Regions from separate parts of the Homo sapiens genome. Here region 2 is linked to region 1. Evidence: chromatin loops called from intact Hi-C (ENCODE). Cell type or tissue: mammary epithelial cell. All regions are shown on one strand. Each heading gives the region's core, and the rest is flanking DNA. Links, peaks and the distances in the headings are about the cores only.

The links. Peaks named below come from ENCODE experiments on the same cell type or tissue, not always from the same donor. Only the 100,000 strongest peaks of a DNase experiment are listed, where the experiment ranks them.
Region 2: a loop joins it to region 1, with 13 times the contacts of the local background. A loop is called at or near these places in 6 of 110 quality-filtered maps.

The regions. Positions count from the first base shown.
Region 1 is chr10:69,962,844-69,973,626 of GRCh38, reverse strand. It overlaps LOC107984242 (a long non-coding RNA gene), which reads left to right and starts at 9,303. Exons shown (of 4, transcript XR_007062181.1): 1 at 9,303-9,389; 2 at 10,204-10,309. In mammary epithelial cell, for the core only: a CTCF peak has its summit at 4,587 (motif pointing left); no DNase peak of the experiment used is centred there.
Region 2 is chr10:70,047,018-70,057,800 of GRCh38, reverse strand. MACROH2A2 (macroH2A.2 histone) reads right to left here and starts at 4,955. Exons shown (of 9, transcript NM_018649.3): 1 at 4,801-4,955. In mammary epithelial cell, for the core only: CTCF peaks have their summits at 3,745 and 5,030; a DNase peak (open chromatin) is centred at 4,980; H3K4me3 peaks cover 2,579 bases; H3K27ac peaks cover 1,073 bases.

The sequences.
Region 1 (10,783 bases), core at 978-8,977:
TGGAAGCTTTTACTTTTATGACACAATTGTCCTCATCCACAGCCAAGATCCCCAAACTGTACAGTGCAATGCCTGTATTTCTGATGGTCTCAGGGGAAGATGGAGGGCCTGTAAGTGGCTGAGAGATGAAAGCACAAGTTCCCCTCCACCTGCCTTCCATGTCCCTCATCCTGAGCTGCAGGTGGAGCAGGTGGAACCACATCTGCTGAGAAGGACTATATTGTCTCTTTATCCCTAGCTGTTTTTCTCATGAGCTGGAGGGCCCATGATTTTGAATGACCCTGGATGAGTCACATAAATTCCCAGTCTTTCATCTGTAAGATGCGAGGGGTGCAGATGATCTTTAAGGCTTCTTTCTACTCTGACATGGCAAGAATCCACGGTCAAGCCTTTTGGTCTGTTGAAGTGTGAAGTAAGCTGCTAGTCATTGTGGCTTTCCTTTGAGTTGAATTGGTTCAGTTTGGTCATTTACAAAGGAAAAGAAGGCACTCCTCAGTTTGATGTATTTGTATATGTGAGTTCCTTGGATCCAAAGTAGAGTTTGCCTGGGACATTCCTTGGGATTCCTTCCCCCTTTGGATGGATTGCCAATTCCACATCATTTGATTACATTTCTGCCTCCGGAAAAGGCTTCATCATGGAATGTTTGTTAGGCACTGATGAAGAAATTTTGGTCAAACCAAGAACATTCAGACTTAAGAATTTTGTTAAAAATTATTGAAACTTATTTCTTCCCCAGTGCTCTTAAAGGTCATAAGATCATTATGATTATTAATTATGGGCCTTTAGAAGTACCAGTAGAAGTTAACTTGACATTCAATTTCCATTTGGTTTTGTCCCAAAATAGAATTCAAGCAAAATACAATAATTAAACAAATTTCCTATATATAAAATTTTCATCCCTCAACCAATGAACACAATGACAATTAAGGCTTAGTAATTCCATGCCTTTGAGTACACCTTTTTACTTTCAAAGCATGTTGCATCTATTACCTTATTGAGTTTTAAAACAATGTTGGCAGCTGTTTTCAGTTTTAGATGAAGCTCCAAGAGGTTAACTGACTTAGTCAGGGCCCCACATCTGTTAATGAAAAAGTCAGAGCAAAACCCACTCTCCTGACCCTTCATCTTTTCCTCTTATATGGCACCATCTTACTTCCATTAGTTAGGAATGAAGTTTCTCTTTAATCATGAAACTCTTTCCCTTCTGAAGGACAGTAAAGGTATATAATTTCTAAAAAAAGAAAAAAAAAGAACAAGATATAGATGATTTGTAATTTATTACTTGGATCAACTTCCATTTTAGAAAAGACAGAAACAAAAAATATAGTTAATATTTACATTTTTTACAATGAAAAGTATTTACATCATAGAGAAGAAGTATGAAATGGCATATAAAACTCTAGAACAACACAAATAGCAAGGACTACAATTTCAGCAAAAAATTATCTGTCCATTTTTTTTCCTTATAAGTTGAAGTGTGTCAGGCTAACTGTTGTCTAACCGTTTTGCTAATTTAGCCAGTTCCTGCTTCATTTTTTTCATTTGATGGCTTTTTCGAAAGAGCCTTTATTTAGTGCAATTAGTAATTGGTCTTCCCACATCACTCTTTTGGGTTCACCTTTGATCTTTAGGATACCTATTACATTACTGTGGTTCAAGTCATTGGCCCCTGTGGTTCCCAGCGGGTAGGACCTCTTACTTAAAAGAACAGTTGTGTTCATTTGCTAAAATCCTCCACATCTGGACAGTAGCAAAGCTACATTTCAAAGAATAGGCTGTTTTGTTCAGCTAAGTCTTTCCATACAGAATACTTGTGTTGCATTCAAAGTCTAGCCCTGTATTTTATAGGACCAAGGCCCAGAAAGCCTGTCATTGCACCAGTGACAGAACTGGAACCAGAACCTAGGTCTTCTGTCTCCCCATGCAGGGACCTCACCCTGGTGTCACACTGCCCAGGATGGATGTGTTCAGGTTAGGGAGAAAGGTCTCTTCTGAACTGAGACCACACTGCCTGTCTCTGTGTGTGCTGCCTCACTGGTGAGCAGGGCCTGGGTCAACACATATTTCTAGAATTCCAGGTTGAAGTCTACCTGGAGGTGGAGAAGTAGGAAGCAAGAAGTTTTAAACAGATATGGCTATGGGCTAGCTGGATAGTCTGTCCCCCACTGCCAAAACACTTGAGGAGCCGTTTGTGAAGCTGTCTGCTCAGTAGGTTCTGAGCAAACCCTGGCCACTTGGGCTGTTTTTCTTGCTATTCACTCTCAGCCTGGAAGTTAGCAAAATGGAGAGAAGATGCCACTGTCAAGGGAAATATCTATCTTTGATGTGGTATATTCAGGCATTGGCAAACCGAATCACAGGCAATTAAAAATTAAAGTCAGAAGCGGAAAGGACAGAGTAGTTCAGCAGAGAAACAAGTTTTGTTGAAATAGCACCTGTTAATTGGAAGAAAACCATATAGATAGCATTTAAGAGGACCAAATTTTAAGGTCAATATCTGTCTATCAGAGAGCTTACAGCTTAATTTAAGCACAGCACTTTCCTATGTCTACGTACACAAATAGCTAACATACTTTCAAAATATCCAAGGTGATTAAAAAAATAGAGTGCACCAGAAAAAAAATCCAACATTAAGAATGATAACAGAATCATGGTGATAATGATCACAATAAAAGTAGAGACAGAACTTGAAACACCAAAGTATGTCAAAAAGTATTTACATATATGAAGTTAGAAACAGCACAACATATATAAAGTGGGTGCGAAGATTTAAACATTTCTGAATTATCTGAAGACTATGAGAAGGAAGAGAAACTCTGTTCTATAATTAAGCTAATTATGGAGATAAAATACTGTACATTTAAATATTGTACACCAAATAACAAGAAAAAAAGTTTAAACAAAAGAGCTAAAGTATCAAATGTATAAAATCCAATTGCTTTAATAAACAGGCAAGATCATCCTGGGCTGCCGTGGAAGTTTGCAGTGTTCAGTTGGGCAGAAAGGAAGTATTAAGAACAAGGGAACCAGGCACCTCCCCTTAGTATTCTTTTCCCAGCAAAATGCTATTTTTACTAAATTGCTGAAATATGATATGAGATTCTATACTCTTTCTTATAAAGAAAGCTCTCAAAATTATAGACTAATTAAAATTCCGTGGAGCCCCCTTTTTAGATTATCAACCAAAGAGGCCACGGGATGATTTTGTGCTTGGTGGAGTCTGGTGTAACAGACTAAAGTAGTTATGGATTATTGGAGAAAAACTGTGGTTGAAGGCACAGGTATTCTGCACAGGAGGGGTCCCTTTGGTCAGCACCAAGAGGCTGCATGTGTGGCCAGGGCCATGGGAGGCCCACAGAGACCACTATGCTCTGGGATTACTACCACCCAGTGGAATGCCGCTCTGGGGTCGCCAGGTTCTGCAGAAGACTTCTCCCTCATACTATGGTCAGCAGCCTGGTGTGGACAGGCTGGGGGCTATGGGCACTGACAATCAACACCACGCATATTTGAAGAACCCTATGTGAGTGCCTCAGGACCCAGAAGGACACCCACACAAGTGGCTATTTCAGAAAACAGCTGGAGAAATCAGACTTCCTTGAGGGCTCCTCTCAAAGTGGGGAGGGACATCTTTGGTTGATATTAAGTTAATATTTTGATAGGAAGACTGGAGGCTGTGTCTCGATATAGGAGCGGCCAGTTCCTGTGAGTTTGTGTGCCAGTTAACAGCGTATTTTCTTGCCAATTAATATAGTAGGACATTGCTCTGTTCTGTCTCTACCCCTGCTGGGTGACAGCTCATGTGACACCTGTTTTAACATGGTCCCTGCACAACCATATTCCCAGAGACATCACTCCATTCTATATGAACCCTGCAGTAACACCACAGAAAACACAGGTGCTGATTTTCTCTTCAACACAATCTATAAACTCTTTTGGCAACAGAACCACTTAGAGATTGACATTTTTACATTGATCATTCCAGAGCGTGTACACTGAACTCAAATGGCTTCGGTGATGGAAACTCTGTAGACCCCTGATCATTCATGGGAAATATTGGTGGGGGATCTTCTCTCAGGGTCTTGGATGGCCATGGAACTGGCTTGCTTACTTTTGGCTAAACCATAAACTAAAGAATTGGTTAAGAAAAAGACGAGTTATTCTATATTCTGCCATAAATACCAGGCACTCCGTTTCTCTGGATGTCTCATCGCTTGTTGGGGATCTAATCCCAGATTCCACCAAGCCATGCACTGAAGGGAAGCCAAATGGATTCCCTCTCTGAAAGGAAAGAGCATTTCTGGAAGCACTTGCTCGTCTTCTCAGCATGGGGAACTGTAGCCCTTCTTTGTTCACTGTAACTTTCCGCCCGGGTTTGGTGGGGAAAGGGTGGGTATCAACTCAAGCCTGAGCCAGAACATCTCTTTAAATCAACAAAATCCAGTAGGCCTAAAGAAAAGTGTGTTTGACTTACTGAAATCAACAGAAAAGTTACTGAATTATAGAAGCACAAAGTAGGACACCTGGTCTTCCCTTTTGGTTTTAAAGACCAGGAAGCGGAATCCATCCCTTTGCATTGTAGTTGGCTGCTGCCCTCTCCTGAGCTGAGTGTGTCACAGGCCTGTGCTGAGGAGTTTGCTGTGACATGTCGGACCTGACACCAACAGGAAACCCTAGACACTTTGCTTATGACCATGAAGCCAAAAAACAAAAAAACCCAAAACATTTCTTTACCCGTAGGACCTAATAGCAGTGTTTTATGAGACTTAGAACATAAACTAAAACTAAAAATTTTAAAAATGTACATTTTTTTTCCCCTGAAAGGGAACCTACTAAGATATATCTGTCAAAGAATCTATTTAAATGAAAGGCACCAGGAGTGTTTGACAGGAAAACAAAACTGTCACAAGGTTGACAATATTGTTGATGTTTTCTCCCTGGGTGTCGTTTTGCAGAGGTGAGCTGTGGTAGTGATCAGTGGGCTGTGCTGAAAGAAGTGTCTGGAGGCCTTGGGGGCAGAGGGAATGGTCAGGGGCATCGGAATGGAGACGAAAAGAGATGGAGACAGGAACAGGGGAGGGAGCCAAGGGGTCTGGGGGTGAGGAGCCGATAAGAGAGTATTGAAAAATAAAGAAAACAGTTAACAAGGGGGCGATGCAAGAGAAAGGGGTGAGGAATCGTCAGAGGACACCAAAAGGAAATGGGACTGTGTTAGGGAGAGCTATGGCCAAAGGAACCATCAGAGCTGAAGGGCTGGGGTCAGATTCTGTGAAGGGTCAGAGTTTGCTCTGGAGCTTTGGAGGCCATATGGTAACGTGCCAAAGAGCAGCAAGAAGGTAGAAGACTCTGAAGCTCTCCTACCATCTGCTTGGTACCACGAGGAGATGTGAGCCAGGGGCTCCCTAAGGATGTGAACATGGCACACACAGAGACGGTGACTGACCTGTCAGCCCGGGAAAGGCCCTGGGTTTTGGGAAATGACTTCTTTTTGGTAAGAGGCACGAGGGTGGACAGGGGGCTCTGGCAGGGGTCATGTTGGGCATGTGTGTGGTTGGGAAACCTTAGGTGAGGAGCCGGGAAGGCCTCACGTTGGGGGCTTAGCACCAGATGGCCTCACTGGGGGCGCTTCTGTCCTGAAGGAGAGTTCAGGGGAAACAACATTTTAAAAGTCATAGGAAATGTACAACAGTTAGCAAAATGAAGGCACCTTGCCTTTACATTGAAACAGAAATGATTAAAAAAACCAGCATACTGTATGCAGATAAATGTTTTCTTCTTCCATACAAAATACCCACTGCCTGCAGTATGGACAGGTCCTTAACAAAAATAACTACTGCAAGAAAAAAAGTAATGAGTTCGTGCTTTCATCATCTAGGGATTACTCTGGAAAATCTTTTTTTCCTAGTGCCTAATATGTGGAACCAGTCGGTCAGCTGTGACCGTCGTTATGCAATTCTGAAAATTAGGTTCTGCCTTACTTTCATATATATATATATATATATATATATATATATATATATATATATATTTTTTTTTTTTTTTTTTTTTTTTAAGACAGAGTCTCGCTCTGTTGCCCAGACTACAGTGCAGTGGTGCAATCTTGGCTCACTGCAACCTCCGCCTCCTGTGTTCAAGCAATTCTTCTGCCTCAGCCTCCTGAGTAGCTGGGACTCCAGGCGCCCGCCACCACACTTGGCTAATTTTTTGTACTTTTAGTAGAGACGGGGTTTCACCATGTTGGCCAGGCTGGTTTCGAACTCCTGACCTGAAGTGATCCTCCCATCTTGGCCTCCCAAAGTGCTGGGGATTACAGGGGTGAGCCACTGCACCCAGCCTGACTTACTTTTAAAAGTATACGAAACCCTCCATTAACCGAACTGAAGTTTGCCACAAGACACAATGAAATAGAACTTTTTCTGCTGATATACTGAGGTAATGACGTTTAAACTTAAGACGTCAGATTGATCACATGGGGAGTCTGCCCAGCGTGTCTCCAAGGGCACAGGGGGGCAGGAGATAGAAGGAGGGAGGTGGGGGCAGGACCAGGATGGAGGAAACATTGCAGGCTGGAGCCCTCTGAAGAGAAAAACCTCATTTAACGAGCAATATGGGGAACTGGAATTTTAAAGCAAAAATAATTTAAGTTGCTGACTTTTCTAGGAGAAAGGGAAAAAAATCTCTTATGAACATTTATGGACTTTAGTTTGAAAAAGCAACTTCCTAGATCTATCCTCATGTCTTTCCCCAAGCTGGCCACCATTTCCACATCTTCATTACTCAGTGTCCACAGTGTTTATCAGTCAGGCCTTCTTCATGCCTCCAAGGAGGTCCTCTTTGAACCTAATTTCACCAGAAATTTTAACGAACCATTCTTAAGTGATTCCATGTAATTGAGGTTTGTCTATGAAAAGCAAGGTTATTTTTTGTTTTTTGTTTTTCTGAACAGCAAACACTAGCAATCGCATTGTCTAGCCTTTGCATGGCTCTTTACTGTGTTCCAAGTGCTTCCACAGAGATAGCCCTCATATCACCTGGGAGGTAGGCAGTGCCTGCCCCAGGTCACACATGAGGGACTGGAGGCTCAGAGCATGGGCGGCACTTGCCTACGGTCACTCTGCTAGCACGCTGTGGCCGGAGCAAGCACCCGATCTCCTTACTCCCATCCCAGCCCAAGTGCTTTCCCACTGGCTGGGGGAGCTGCAGGCACGTTTATTTTGGCAGACTTTGCAATAAATTGCTTTGTCTTTGGAATGAGTGGAGTGCAAGAAAAATGTCTCTTAGCAAGCAGTTTCACTGCATTTGTGATCTTACAGTGAGCCCTGGGACTTGGCTGTGTCTTCTTAGAAGGTGGTCGTGATGGGTTTGTCTTCCTCGACTGTTGTAGGTTTAGAGCGGGGTGGTTTGCTGGCAGGAGATGAAGACCATTTGACTATATACAAATGTACAGGATCCTGTGAGTCATCTGGAATCCTCAAACCCACTCACACGTGTGTCATTTTAAATAGGGATGCCTTTTATTTCTGCCATGCCCTGGGAAGGGCAGGAGGGTTGGGTGACTGGTTAACTTGGCTGTGAAAAATCTCTAAGTACCCACTGAGCCTCACATCACATCTGGATCACCATCGGGGTGCATTAGCTGTGACTTTTGCTGCATCCAGTCATGCACATGTGCCCTTGACCCCAACGGGGCCGCAATGGACCTGCGCAATTTGTTTGCAGCCCTGGACATACTGCTCCTCCCCATGTAATGAGGCTGCTGTTCCTACTTTACAATAAGCACCAAAAGAGAGGAGAGAGATGAGGTTATCAAATGAAGATCAGGAGTGTGCTTTAACCCACAAGCCTTGTGGGCCAGATACTGTGAATGGGAGAAAACACTAAATTTGCTCTAAAGCATTTTCTTTAACCCACCAGGGCCGAGGAAAGATGTTGTTATGAATTTAAAGTCAGAATCCCAGCATTTAAAGTCAAATCACCAGAATGGCCTGGTAACCCTGGCGACCCAGCCTCTCCATCTTAAAATAGTGTCGGGGAAAAATTCCCTCCAAATGTTTGTTTATTCAAGATCTTTCTATCCTTTGAATGTCCCCTGCCCTTCATTTCTGCCTTCCGCTGGCCTGTCTGTCCTGCCTTCGGTGAGAGTTGTCATTTGTGTTCTGATCATATCCCACTCGCCCAGGTGCATGGAGGTGAGAACAGGGGCGTGTTCACTTTGTTCTCCACACAATGTCCACCTGGCCCTGTGGACACCTGAGGCCATTGGTGAATGGCTGCAGCTACAAGGCACCAGGAGGGGTTGAGCTGTTGCCAGAGCTTGGCTTGGAAGGGCTGGAGGATGACGTGGGTATTGGGTCATTGTCACTGTGACCACCTGCTGGTTTGCCAGGTTGACATCTGCTGTCACAGCCTACTGACTACCAGGGCCCTTCTTAATTGCAAAGTGTCCTGGATAGAACAAGAAAATATGGTCATTCTATTCACTGAAGAAGCAAGCAGCAAGGTGGTTTGAGTGTCATGACAAAGGGAGATGTAAGGTGGTTAATTTCCAGCCACTGTCCCTTCAACAATTTTGCTAAGAGGGCTTACTTCAGACCCTCCTGAAACTACATAGACTGCTGCCTCCGTCTGTGTCAGTTTAGTACTGGCTGGGGCACCTCTGGGCACCGGACTAGATGTGTGAGGCTCCTGGTTCTGAGGACCAGCCCAGGCACCCGGCATGGCCACCCAGTATTACTCCTGGGCTTCTCTCCTCCATTATGTTGCGGTTCCGTCCTTTCTAAGACAAACGCTCCTTGCTTTTCCAGCTTGGTACATTCGTCTGCTTATGACACTGGAAAGAGCCCAGGAAGTAACAGGGTTGATGGTGGCAGCACCAAAGGAAATTGAAGGAACTCTGTTGAGAAGAGGTGGGAGAGGTGACAGCTGCCTGGCCTGCCTCGGGAGGAGGCTTTCCCAGTCAGATCAGGATGGTACTGACAGCCCCTTCTGCAGAGAGGTTGCTCACAGAACCACAATTCTTCATGAGCAAGAGGAGTCCGAGAGCCCTCAAAATTGCAGCAACAGCAGAGGGTCCTGGCTGGGGCTGCAGCAGACACCTCAGCAGGCCACGAGAGCTGGAGGTGTGCGGATGTGGGGGCCTTGGCTTTCCTGGCTGAGCTCTAGCCCTTGGAGAGGACAGAGGCCCATCCTTGCACTCCTGAGGTCACAATACACTTTGATCATCCCCTCAAACCAGGTACCCCCTGGAAGGATTCGGCTGGCGACCCTCTGTCCAGGGGCAGCTTCTCCACCTCTTTCCTCCTCCAAGGCAAGGCGCTTTCCCCAGGGCTCTGGGCTTGCTGGCTTCACTTCTTGGCGACTAACCAAGGACTCTGGCCCTTGAGGAGGTATAGAGAAGGGGCATTTGAGAAGGAACCTCTCTGGTGATAGGCACATCCAGGGGTGCCTCCCTGGCCAGGACATCCCCCACCCCCAGCCACTGGCTGCCAGACTCCCAGCCCCTCCGAGTTGGGAGGTGCCCTCTCTACCCTCTTCCTTCCATCGCCATCCCACTTGTCCTCCCCTACCTGAGAAGCGAGCATGGCCCAGGCTTGAGCTCACTGGAAGATTCTACCGAGGAAAGGAGCTTGAGCCCAGGGTGGGGACTGCCTACATGCAGGGCCAGCTCCTCCATCTCTGCTTTGTAACACCCCTCTCAGCTGACTCAGTCATCTGCTCATTCTGTCCACACTGGCCACCGCAGGAGCTTCTGTCCTCAGCACCCCTGCCCTGGCTGGCTGTACCTCTCACTTAGCACTTAGCACACTTGTCCCTGATGGGTGTGCTCCTGGTGGTTCTGGTGAAGCTCCTGGAGGGTGGATGGGTGTGCTCTTGGGTGTGCTCTGGTGAAGCTCCTGGAGGAGCTGGGTCTTACAGTCCTAGGGGCCTCTTCCCTTTCCTTCCCAGCCTGGCAGGAAGCACAGTGTCTGCACACAGCAGGTGCTTAACAAAGCTGGCTGATAACTCAGCAGGTGGTAGATATGTATGATCCCCCGTCGATGGCTGGATTGTAGGGGAGACACTGAGCTAGGTCCCTCCTGAGCCTGGGAGTAAGAAAGTCCCTGCCCTTTAAGAGTTCACTATCAAAAATGGAAGAGCCCCTTTGCACACTCTCACATAAAGTGGAGGAAGAAAAGAACACTGAGTTCCAGGCAGTTGCAGGGAGGAGAGACTCCACCAACTGAGGAGCCCAGAACCGTCTCTCCAGGGCCATGGGATCTGAGCTGGGCCTTGAAAGGAGGCAGATAAGAAGCAATGGCATCTCCAGGTAAGGGCCCGGCTAGGGCAAGCGTGTGGAGGGGCAGCAAAGTGTGTGCGCAGGGTGAGTGGCAGGCCTGGAAAGGAGGTGGGCCTGCTGGGGAGGGCCCTGGGGGTACAGGGGCCGTGGCCCTCTACCTCCCTCTGAGTCGCCTTCCACAGGTGCTTGGCTGTTTCTCAGAGATGAACTTTTCTAGCAGCCAGAGGTCACTTTGCATGTGGATTGCACCCAGTTCTGCCTGAGTGGCTAAGACATGGCTCCCTTCCCTGCACCATCCTCCTGTTTCCTTCACCACAGTGAGGGGCATCCTGCTTCAGCGACCCCTTGGGAGTTCTGCTCCTTTGAGAGGTGAACGGCTGCTCCTGCCCTTGCTTTCCTTCTCTGCTCCACATCTTGATGTGGTGTCCTTTTTTCTGAACACTCACAGGGAGCCTACTCTTTTCTTTTGCAATGATGTGGAGTCTTGGGTGCTTGATGTCTCAT
Region 2 (10,783 bases), core at 898-8,897, 84 kb before region 1:
GTAGCAGACATTTAATAAACATTAACTACTGTGATTTATTTCCACAAAAGAAATCATTATAGAGAACTATTTTCATGAAATGCAGTCTGACATTTTCTTGGGCATATTTCTGCCTCTTTGTCCACTCTATTTCAAAACCAACCGCTACAATTAGTACGGTACTTGAGGTTGTATGTGTGTAAAGGGGTAATAATGAAAGTTTAACTCTAGGAAAACCCTGAGAGCCACATCATCTGCTGAGAACCCTCATGACAGCAAATAGTTTTGTTTTTCCCAAGGCTGGGCACTTTCAGATCCCCTCGGTCTAATCCTGTAGTCTCCAAATTCCATCTGCCTGAATTCATAGTCATTGCAATGTTGGAAATCACAGGATTTCACAAAATCATAATCTAAGACTGAAAGGGACTTGAGTGATCAATCATTTAGCATTCTCCCACTCCCCACCCCCACCCAAATGTAGCTACAATGAAAGGAATGGCTTGGAAGGGAACGTGCTCATTGAATGACTTGTCCATGGCCTGTGAGACCAAACTAGAACCAGCCCCCTTACCTCAACTGCTGCAACTGGGCTGTTCTTCCAAAATGCTATTGCATGTTTTACCCCCAGATGCCACCTAGCATAGTGTTAGGTCACAGTTGATATTCAATAAATATTCCTTCAACTAGTGTTTGAATAAATGAAACCAGCCTTAAATATTTTGTTTCAAAAGGTCTCTTTTGTGATTTTTTGGGGGAAATGAATTATCCTCCCAAACACTTATCTTTCCCTCCAACCTAATTCCCAATATACATCCCAGTGTATATTGGGGAAAAAAATTCTATCTTCAAGATTTCACTACACTCCTTTTAAAAACATGATCTTCCAATACTATATTGGAACTCATATACTTCTCTACTGGCTCGTTTTTCTCTTTCTTCTATATATAGAATTTAAGGTAGTCACAGACTTAAATGGCAATGAAAAAAATTGTGAGGGTTCTTTTAGTTCATCCTTCAACCTGAACCTTGGCAGGGTAGGCCAGGCCAGGACTCTCAGCCTTGCAAGGGAATCTCATAATCATGTTGAAGAATGAGGACTAGCTGGAACACAGCATCTGCATCCAGCTTCCTTCCACCTGCCTCGCTCCCTTACCCTTCTTCATCCAAATCCTGCCACGTTCTCTATGAAGCCTAGCCCAACACCCTCCCTTCAAGTCCAAAACTCTCTTCTCCCTTTACAAACTACTGTAGTAAATTTTTTGTGTATATCGTTATGTATTAATTATGTATTATCATTATGTATTATCAATCACTTTAAAATTATTACTTGTATTTAGTTATCCAAGCAAGACATACATTAATTCAAATTACAGAACTTGGCCGGGCATGGTGGCACACGCCTGTAATCCCAGCACTTTGGGAGGCACAAGCTTGTAGTCCCAGCTACTAGGGAGGCTGAGGCAGGAGGATCACTTGAGCCTAGGAGATGGAGGTTGCAGTGAGCTGAGATTGTGCCAATGCACTCCAGCCTGGACAAGAGATACTCCATCTCAACAAAACAAAACAAAACAAACAAAAAAAACAAATTACAGAACTTCAAATATTGTAACAAGGTTATGGATGGGTATCAATAATGATATGGCTAAAGCCCTTCTTGACAATTCCTCTAGTTCTTGTCTCTCTTAGTGGGCATCTTCTATACTTTTTCTGTCCATTTTGTATGAATTTTTACTTATAGAGATGTATAATTTTATATCGTTTTAATATCAATAGTACCATATAGTATGTACTGTTCTGCAATTTGCTTTTTTCATTAATAGTACATCTTGGTGATCTTTTTCTGTCTCAGTATGTATAGATCTGCTTCATTCTTTTGAACTGCTGCCTAATATTCCAGAAGACAGATGCACCAGAGTTTATTTAGCCATTCCCTGTTGATGGCTGTTAGGCTGTTTTCTACTTCAGAATGACCAAAATTGCAATGAACATCCTTATACATGCTGAGCTCACGGATGCCTGCTTCTTTGGGTGACATACTGAGAAATGGAATGGTGAGTCACAGAATGTGTGCATTATTAATTTTATAGTGCCAAACTGCTCTTCCAATTGGTTATATCAATTTACACACCAGTCAGCAGTATATGAAAGTACCTGTTTTCCCACTAGCTTGCCAAAATCACTTTTTACCTTGTTTTACCTGCATGTATATTTTATCTCCTAGGCTTGGGGTTGTAAGCTTTATGAGAGAAGGGCCCAATGACTTCCTTATATTTCATTTCTTTCCCTATCTAGAGGTGTTTAAGAATTGGTGTATACTCAGGAGGCTGAGATGGGAGGACCCCTTGAACCCAGGATTTCGAGACCAGTCTGAGCAATATAGCGAGACCCCCATCTCAAAACAACAACAAAACAAACAACAAAAGACTTGGTGCTCAATAAGTGTTTGTTGAATGATCTCTAACCACAAGTTCTTTGTTAATCTCTGTGCAATATACTTTCCATTTACCAAGACTGCATCTAACTTGGAGGTTATTTCTTAAGGTTGAAAAACATTCTTAAGAAAGTTGGCTGAATTTTTGCACATCCCTCCCCGGTAACAAGTTACAGATACCTTTCATTTAAAGTTGCCTAAGACAGGACTCACCTCCTGTTCTGCTGGCAGGAGGCAGTGAAAACAGATGTGGTTGTCTCAGACAATAGCTAGCAGGGTGTCCCACCCACTGGGAAATGGCAGACCAGAGGCGCTTTAAAAATCCTGGGAACCAGACAGAAGATGGAATGGTGAGGGAGTAGGGTCAGAATCACAGGGACACTCCGGATTCAAGGAGGTAAATTCTTTTACGCAGTTTTGATATAGAGGAAACCACTAATAATGTGTAAAGTCTGACAATTAATGGATCCAGGTGAGGTGTAACTGTGGTAGGATAGGAAAAACCAGAGAAGAGGAGAACTGGGCATGTTTTAAAAGGAAATTTGGCTACAGGAAAGAGGGGTTATGAAGATGTGAATTATGCGACTCAAGATAAACTTTTCCGCCGGGCAGTGCCTCTATTTATTTATATGTAATTTTAGGCTAAAACAATTCTAAAAATCACCAGTATGTTTCCAAATCTTGGAGCTCTTAACATTTAGTTTGAAAATAAAAAGTGTGTTAAAACGGATTGAGAATTATGTGTAGCTTAGTTTGTGGTTCAAAACAACACACACGAAGACACGTTCTCGCTCTTAATAATGTTTTCTTTTTCTCTCACCTATTGAACCGTTTCAGTAGCAACTGTGCAGCCCAGTGAGGTGACAATTGGATTTCAAAACAAACACAAATGAGCAAAGTGAGGAAACCATTTGCCGCGGTGGACTAATGGCCCCTAGGGGATCCTGGGGTCTGTGGGGCTTAGAACTGGGCCCTTGTTTTGAATTCCTCTGAGGTGGACAGAAGCTGGAAGGACACCTCAGTTCCAGCGTGGCTGTGACAGGGTAACTGCCCTTAAAATCAGGGCAGCGGAGCCACGGTTCCCATCGCGTCCCCTCAAACACTCAGGGCCCCGCACTTTGGTTTCTCAGCCCATTTCTTCTCGCGCCTTTCATCCCTTCACTCATCCAGGGCCGTTGCCAAAAAACCCTGGCAAGGACCAGGCCTCAGTCAGGCCCACGGTGGTCCACTGCACGCGACGGGAAACTCCTGGAGGAAGCTCGTTTGGCCCTTGGGGAACCAATGCCCCTTTGGCCATTGTTGTAAGGAACAAAGAGGGCAAGAACTGAGGGCGCCCCCCCAAGGAAAGGCGGGGGAGGACACCCACGGGCGATCCGGGGGGCTGGCCGGGCTGGGGCTGAGGTGCGCCGGGGCTGGAGGCTGGGAGCCGGGGGAGGCAGGGCTGGTCCCCAACCGCCGCGCCCCGCGAGCGATACGCACGGCGTCCGGCGCCCGGCAGAGCCCTTTCCTGCGCCGCAGCCAGTTTACTTTTATTCCCTTTTTCGATATTTTTATTATTATTATTTTTTCCCGCGCAAAGCGGGAGCCAGACTGCCCAGGCGAGCCACGGCCGGGCCGCCATTTCCCGGTGAAAGCGCAGCGCGCGTCGGCACCGGGCGCCCCGGAAAGGGAACCGAAGGGGAGTGCCCGGCCTCGCGCCCTCTTCCGCGCCGGCCCCGGGGCGCACGCCCGCCCGCGGCGCCCGGGTGTCCGCGCAGCAACCCCCAGCCCTCGCCCCGCCACCCGGCGTCCCCGACCTGACCTTCCCCGGCGCGGCCCGCCCCCGGACTCGGGTCCCTAACCTCCGCCCGGCTGCTCCGCGCCCCCTCCATTGTCAGCCTGGAGCCGCCGGCGCCCTGCCCGGGCACCTTCAGAGGCCCCCGAGCGGCCCTCCCCGGGCTCCCTCGGGCCCTGCGCAGCCCCCCACCCATCGCCCCGTGCCCATCGGCGGCCGGGCGCCTCCGTCCTCCCGCTCCTGCGCCCGAAACTCCGCATTCCCAGGAGACCTCCGCTTCCTCCGGGTCCAGCCTCGCCTGGGGCCCGCTGCTGAACCTCGCATCCCTCCTCCTTCCCCTCTCAGTACCCTCGACGCCCCCGGCCCCTCGCTGGCCGCAGGAATTTGACCACTTCTTTAGCAGCCCCCCCTTTATCGCCCAAGGAAGCAAGTTGGGCAGCTGGATTTAAGAATTTGTTTTTGCAGAGGGTGGGTCGGCTATCGAGGGTGCGCCCGCAGGGGCTCGGGGGAGAGGCAGAGGTGGTTCTCTCCGGCCCCTGCACTGCCCCGGCGGCGCGTTTTGTTTCCAGACCCCGGAGCACCCTAAACAATAATGCCATCGCCATGGCGGGCTCACCTGGTGCTGCGCCGCCTGCTCCCGGCGCCCGGTGCCCTCTGCGCGCCCCTCCACGGGCGCAGGTTTGGCCCACGCGGCGCCGGTGCCGGGCAGGACTCTTTGCCTTTCTTTGGGTTCTATCTGTGCGTGTCAATGGCGGCAAGCGGCAGTTCTCTGGGCCGCGGATAGTAGCGGGGGGAGGAGGAGGAGGGAGAAGGGATTGCTCCTTCTCCACATAACCACCTCTAGGAGGAGTTGCTCAGCCTCATCCCCCGCCAGCCCAGGCTCCGCGACGGGTCCGGGGCTTTCGGTGGGGCTTGATGAGCTATTGTCCTTCAGGAGTATTAATGGTGAAACCGCGCGGCCTCCGCGTACTTGGCCGATCTGCGAGACGAGCCGAGGGCCACTCGCTAACATGAGGCTTTCCCCAGAACTGGGCACAAACGCGCTATGGTCGCGATCCAGTCTCCTGTTAGCTGGATCCACCTTTGGTGGGAGAAGGTGGCGTGGGCGTTCATCTGGCAGCTCTGGGGAGAGTCTTCGAAGGGGAAAGCGAAAAATGCCACCTTCTATATTTTTGTGTCCTTAAATAATAACAAGTACATTAACGTTTGTGTCCACCACTGGGAAGAGTGCATAGGGCGGCCACAGCCACGAGAGCTGAGAATTTATATCCGTGCCTGTAGGCTTTTTAGAAATTAAGACCGATTTAGAATCCAGCGTTGCATAATATTTGGAGAGGCAGATGTATGTTTTGGTGGGTGAGACTGTGTGTATGGGCATAATTTTTAATTGGGTTGCTTTACAAGGTGTTAATTTGCAATATCCCAACGGGTATTTAGATGAGCGCGAGGCTATTGTCTTCAGGACCAGTTTTTATTAGTTACTAGAAAATGCATCTTTATGGGGGTGTGGTGGACACTGTCGGGTGTGATAATGGGGATTAGCAGTTGCTGTGTTCCTAGTGGAAGCCAGTCTCGGCTTTGTATTGTGAGTTGTTGGCCAGGGCTCCATGGCTGGAGGGGAGTCAAAAGAATGTGTTTATTTCAGTGGGAAATACTAACTTGCTGTGGACCATCCAGGTTTCCTCTGATTTCTCCTACAGTCAAAGGACTGTGAGAGGCAACATTTTGATCCCTTCCAAAAAGAGAAACCGGTGCAAACAGAATTCTCCAGCCTTGGCCAAATGGCTGATTTTTAAAGCTGTTACATTTGGTAATATTGTGTATATTTGCTACTACAAACTTGTAACTATTTAGGCAGTGGGGACTTTGGAGTGACTGAAAGCCTCCCAGTGCCTGAGTGGGAAGAACTCATGCCTACCACCCTCTGCGTCTCTACTAGTTAGTTAATCATGGCTATTGCTGGCGTTTATAGATAGCGGGTTAGGTTTAGAACATGTGCATTTTAAAGTGTATTTGCTGAGAAATCAGCCATGTTTCTCTCTGACTTCCTCCAAATCACGCATATATCATCAACATATGCATAAGCCTCTATTTCAGTCTCCTATGGCTTCTCAAACTCCCCTGGACTCAACAGTCTCTGTTTCTTGGGGCTTCCTTTACTCTTTTCCTAAGCCTTTCACGCCCTCTGTGTATGACCTCACTGTTCTTTGTCTTGGAAGGTATTTTCCAGGTCAGATATCCAGTCAGGATAAAGTCTTCTTTCCCCAAGATGTATATTTAAAGGGTTTCAAATGATCCCCTGGGGCATCCCATAATGATGTCCTTTCCCATTCCTAAAGAAAGGGTCTCTCTTCTTATACCTTCAGGTGTCCATTCTTCACCAGAAATAACCATCAAGCCAACATTCAAGAGAGTTCAGGAGTTTTCTATGAGTGCTTGAAAAATACTCATACTCTGTCATCCAGTCAGCCAGGCTGACTGAAATATAGTTGAATAATTCATCAGTAGATATTAGATTCACATTCTCCTTGTAATTTCCCAATAAAAGTGGCATATGTGGTCATTTTTATGTGAATTTTATATAACAGTTCATTCTAGCATTTTGTTATGTGCTATCCTGAGAGAGGCTGGATCTAGTAAATTTACTGGTTAGGATTCTCCCATTTCATACTGGTTGGTTTCTTCAGACAGATGATGCTGTCACAACTCAGAAAATCAAGGAAGAGGTCAGCTTCAAAATACTCTGATTCTTAGGATAAAAGGGTTCTTAGAGTTCACCTAGTGGAAACCTTTGCTATAGGAAGAAATCTGGTATTTGGAAGGGTGAAATGACTCAGCCATGGCCTCGCAGGACATTAGTGGGAGATCCTCCAATGCATGTCCAGATACCCAGTCAATGCAGTTTCCGCCAATTCCAAACTTTTCAGGATGTATAGGGGACAAATATGCCACTTAATATGCAGATCTAGTTGAATTATGTGTGTTTAATACCGAACATTTAACACATAAAAATTTAACACTGAGATAGTATCATATAATATTATATAAAATTAAAATACATTTTAAAAAGTCAACATGATCATAAGTTGATAAGTAATCTAGAGTTCCGCAGTGGTCTCTAGCTCGGGGAACCTCTGACAAGTTGAATAATAAAGAATGATAAGAGCTTACACTTATTGAATGTTTACTATGTGCACTGTACTAAGCACTTTATCCTAACTTATTTAATCCTTTCAACACTTGTATGGGGCAAGCACTATTTTCTCCTTTTTACAGACTGAGGCAGGGAGTGGATGAGAAACTTTCCCACAGTTATAGAGTTAGGAAGTGGCAGATCCATGCTCTTAATCACTGCCTTAATCTGAAGGTGGAGAAGTGCATTTGTTTTAAGCAAAGGAATTTTGCACTCAGTCACATGATCTGAGTCTAAGAGGGGCCCTTGGGCCCCTCCCAATAAATGTCCCTAAGGAGTCAGCAAACAGCCTAATTACAGGAGGGTTGGTTGATTACAGTTGCACTGAAAACATTTTCTTAACCCTTGACCTGTATGTGTGCATAATATTATGAATACAGGTATTGATTGTGAGTTGACTCCATTACAGCAAACATGTCTTTAATAATTTTATTGAGATGCAGGATGAAGCACTTCTCCATTTAGAGAGAGGCATGTAGCATAATTTAGAGATGAAAAAAAAAAAAGAATCAAATGAATCAGTCATCCAACCAGATTTGTATCCTATTGGGTTGCTAGTAATTCATCCACAAAATCATCTACTTCAAAAATAGCTTCATTGATTTACCCCCCAAACCCTTTTTCTTGATCCAAATTTGTGATTTTGTGTAAACTGAGTGGACTTTTATTTTTCATGATTAGTTCTAATCAGTTTACGATACATATTATAATTTGTGATCATTTTACCCTCCTAGGATCTTAATATGCAATTACCTTAGTAATTTCCTGACTTTGCATCTTCCAGAATTTACCTATGTGCATGTAGGTATATATTTATATCTGGCATATGTAAGTATATGCGTAAGATTTGTAGATCTAAATTAATTTTATTTGGGAATTTCTGATCTCCTTTGAAGTAACCTGAGATTCCCTGGGAGTGTCATAGAAACAGATGGAAATCATTGGTTTATGCACTTCTTTGGATGTAAGTTAGGAACTCTAGACACTGTATTAATTTTATCAAGACACCAACTGGTATAACTCTAAATAACAATGTGGGAGCTTGAGGTTATGAATGCAGACAAAGCACCAGGCTAACAGTATCCCACCCTGTGAAAGAATAAACACAGCGTCCAAAAGTACGTTGTAGCTAGGAAAATACTGGACAATTTGACACATAAATTTTTGTTTAAGCTGGAAACTTACAAAGTCTTTCCTGTTTTTATATTTTGAATAGTGAACATGATTGGTGTTAAACTTTTATTTCCTTGATCACGACTGATGACTTTAGGATCTTAATCATGTGTGGAGGGGGAATAATATCCTTAAAAAAAAAAGGACACGCAGGCAATCATTAGGCCAACAAAGACTATGCTTATAATTTCTGGCTAAAATGAATGTCTTGGTCTCCTAGCAAAAGAAACATTTTACTAGTCCTGGTTCTTAAAAACAGTGACAAACTATGTCTTTTTTGATACTAAGTCTTGACCCTTTGGTTCTGGGAAAGGGGATTTGCATGAGTAGGTATGTGTGTGTATAGATGCATATTTAGATATGTACATTTATATATGAATCAAATATTTGATGCATATGTTACATGTGTATACCTTGTAAGATGAGTAATGACTGAGATTCCAGTGTGCTCAGAGTTAGGGCTGGTTTGGATTTTAAAGAAATCTACCGAATGTTTAGCGTTTAACTGATGAACTATATTGTAAAAGAAAATGAAGTGTTTCAGCTTTTTAAGACAAATACACTGTCAGTCCCAATTATGCAAAGTTGTGGTTAGGAAAATAAGGCACGTGGTATCATTACGTTTAATGGAAACAGAGCCCAGAGCTAAGGGGAGTGTGCCAGTTGGTAACTTGCTCTGATCGGTTACGGAGCTTTCTGGGAGATCATCCTGTTACCTCCAGGCAGAGTTCTTTGTGACAATTGTGATGAGAAGTGGCAGCAAGTATCCAGAGAGTTTGGACTTTAGCATCTGTGTTGGCAGATCTGTGCAATGTGACCTCACACCTAAACAAAATTGCTCTTTACAGTTTAGGCCCAGTCTGGAGAATGGGGGCATTGATTTTCCAAATCCACAAATGCAGAATACCATAGTGAAACTATAATTTATTTATACAAATGGTGTGTTTTTACAAAGGCCATCTGTCAGTTGACTCTCTGATCTAAAACAAATCTGTTTGTTCCCCCAGAAGAAATAACATGTCTGTTGAAAAAAGATTTATGGACGACAGGCTGCCCAATCCACCAACCATTGGTATAATAGTAACTATTTATGATATATTTACTTCTAAAGGAGTGCTGTGAGTGGAATCTATTACTTGTAAAGTATGGTAATTAATTTTTCATTACCTCAAAGCCAAGAAATGGAGCCCACTTGCATTTATTAAGATTGCTGTGTGAGAAACATGTTCCTTCTGGAAAAAAATATCCAAGTAAAGCATTCATAGAGCTGTGGCTCTGTGATAACTCACTGTTCTGATTGGGTAGATATAGGCCCATGGGGTTGATCTCAAGCCTTTGATTATTTTCTGGAGGACAAGGGGACGAATCACTCTTGAATGACCATGGCTACTTTATCTCTAGGCACCATGGATGGCCCTCATTAAAAATTAGAACTTTCTATTAATACTAAAAGAAAAGAAGATTCTAGGCTAGGAGAAATTGAAATGGAAAAGAAGGGAAGGCTCTCTGCCCTATCTCCACTTCTCCCCAGCCCCTGACCCCTGCCAGAAAAGAGATACTCAAACTATTTATCTGTTTATCTATTTATTCCTGGACTCCCACCCCCAGCTTTACTGAGGTATAATTGACAGATAAAATTGTACAGTTGACCCTCTATTTCTTTTTATTATTACTATTATACTTTAAGTTCTAGGGTACATGTGTACAATGTACAGGTTTGTTACATATGTATACATGTGCCATGTTGGTGTGCTGCACCTGTGAACTCGTCATTTACATTAGGTATATCTCCTAATGCTATCCCTCCCCCCTCCTCCCACCCCATGACAGGCCCCGATGTGTGATGTTCCCCACCCTGTGTCCAAGTGTCCTCATTGTTCAATTCCCACCTATGAGTGAGAACATGCGGTGTTTGGTTTTCTGTCCTTGTGATAGTTTGCTCAGAATGATGGTTTCTAGCTTCATCCATGTCCCTATGAAGGACATGAACTCATCCTTTTTTATGGCTGCATAGTATTCCATGGTGTATATGTGCCACATTTTCTTAATCTAGTCTATCATTGATGGACATTTGGGTTGGTTCCAAGTCTTTGCTATTGTGAATAGTGCCGCAATAAACATACGTGTGCATGTGTCTTTATAGCTGCATGATTTATAACCCTTTGGGTATATGCCTAGTAATGGGATGGCTGCAGTTGACCCTTTATTTCTATGGGTTTTGCATCCATGGATT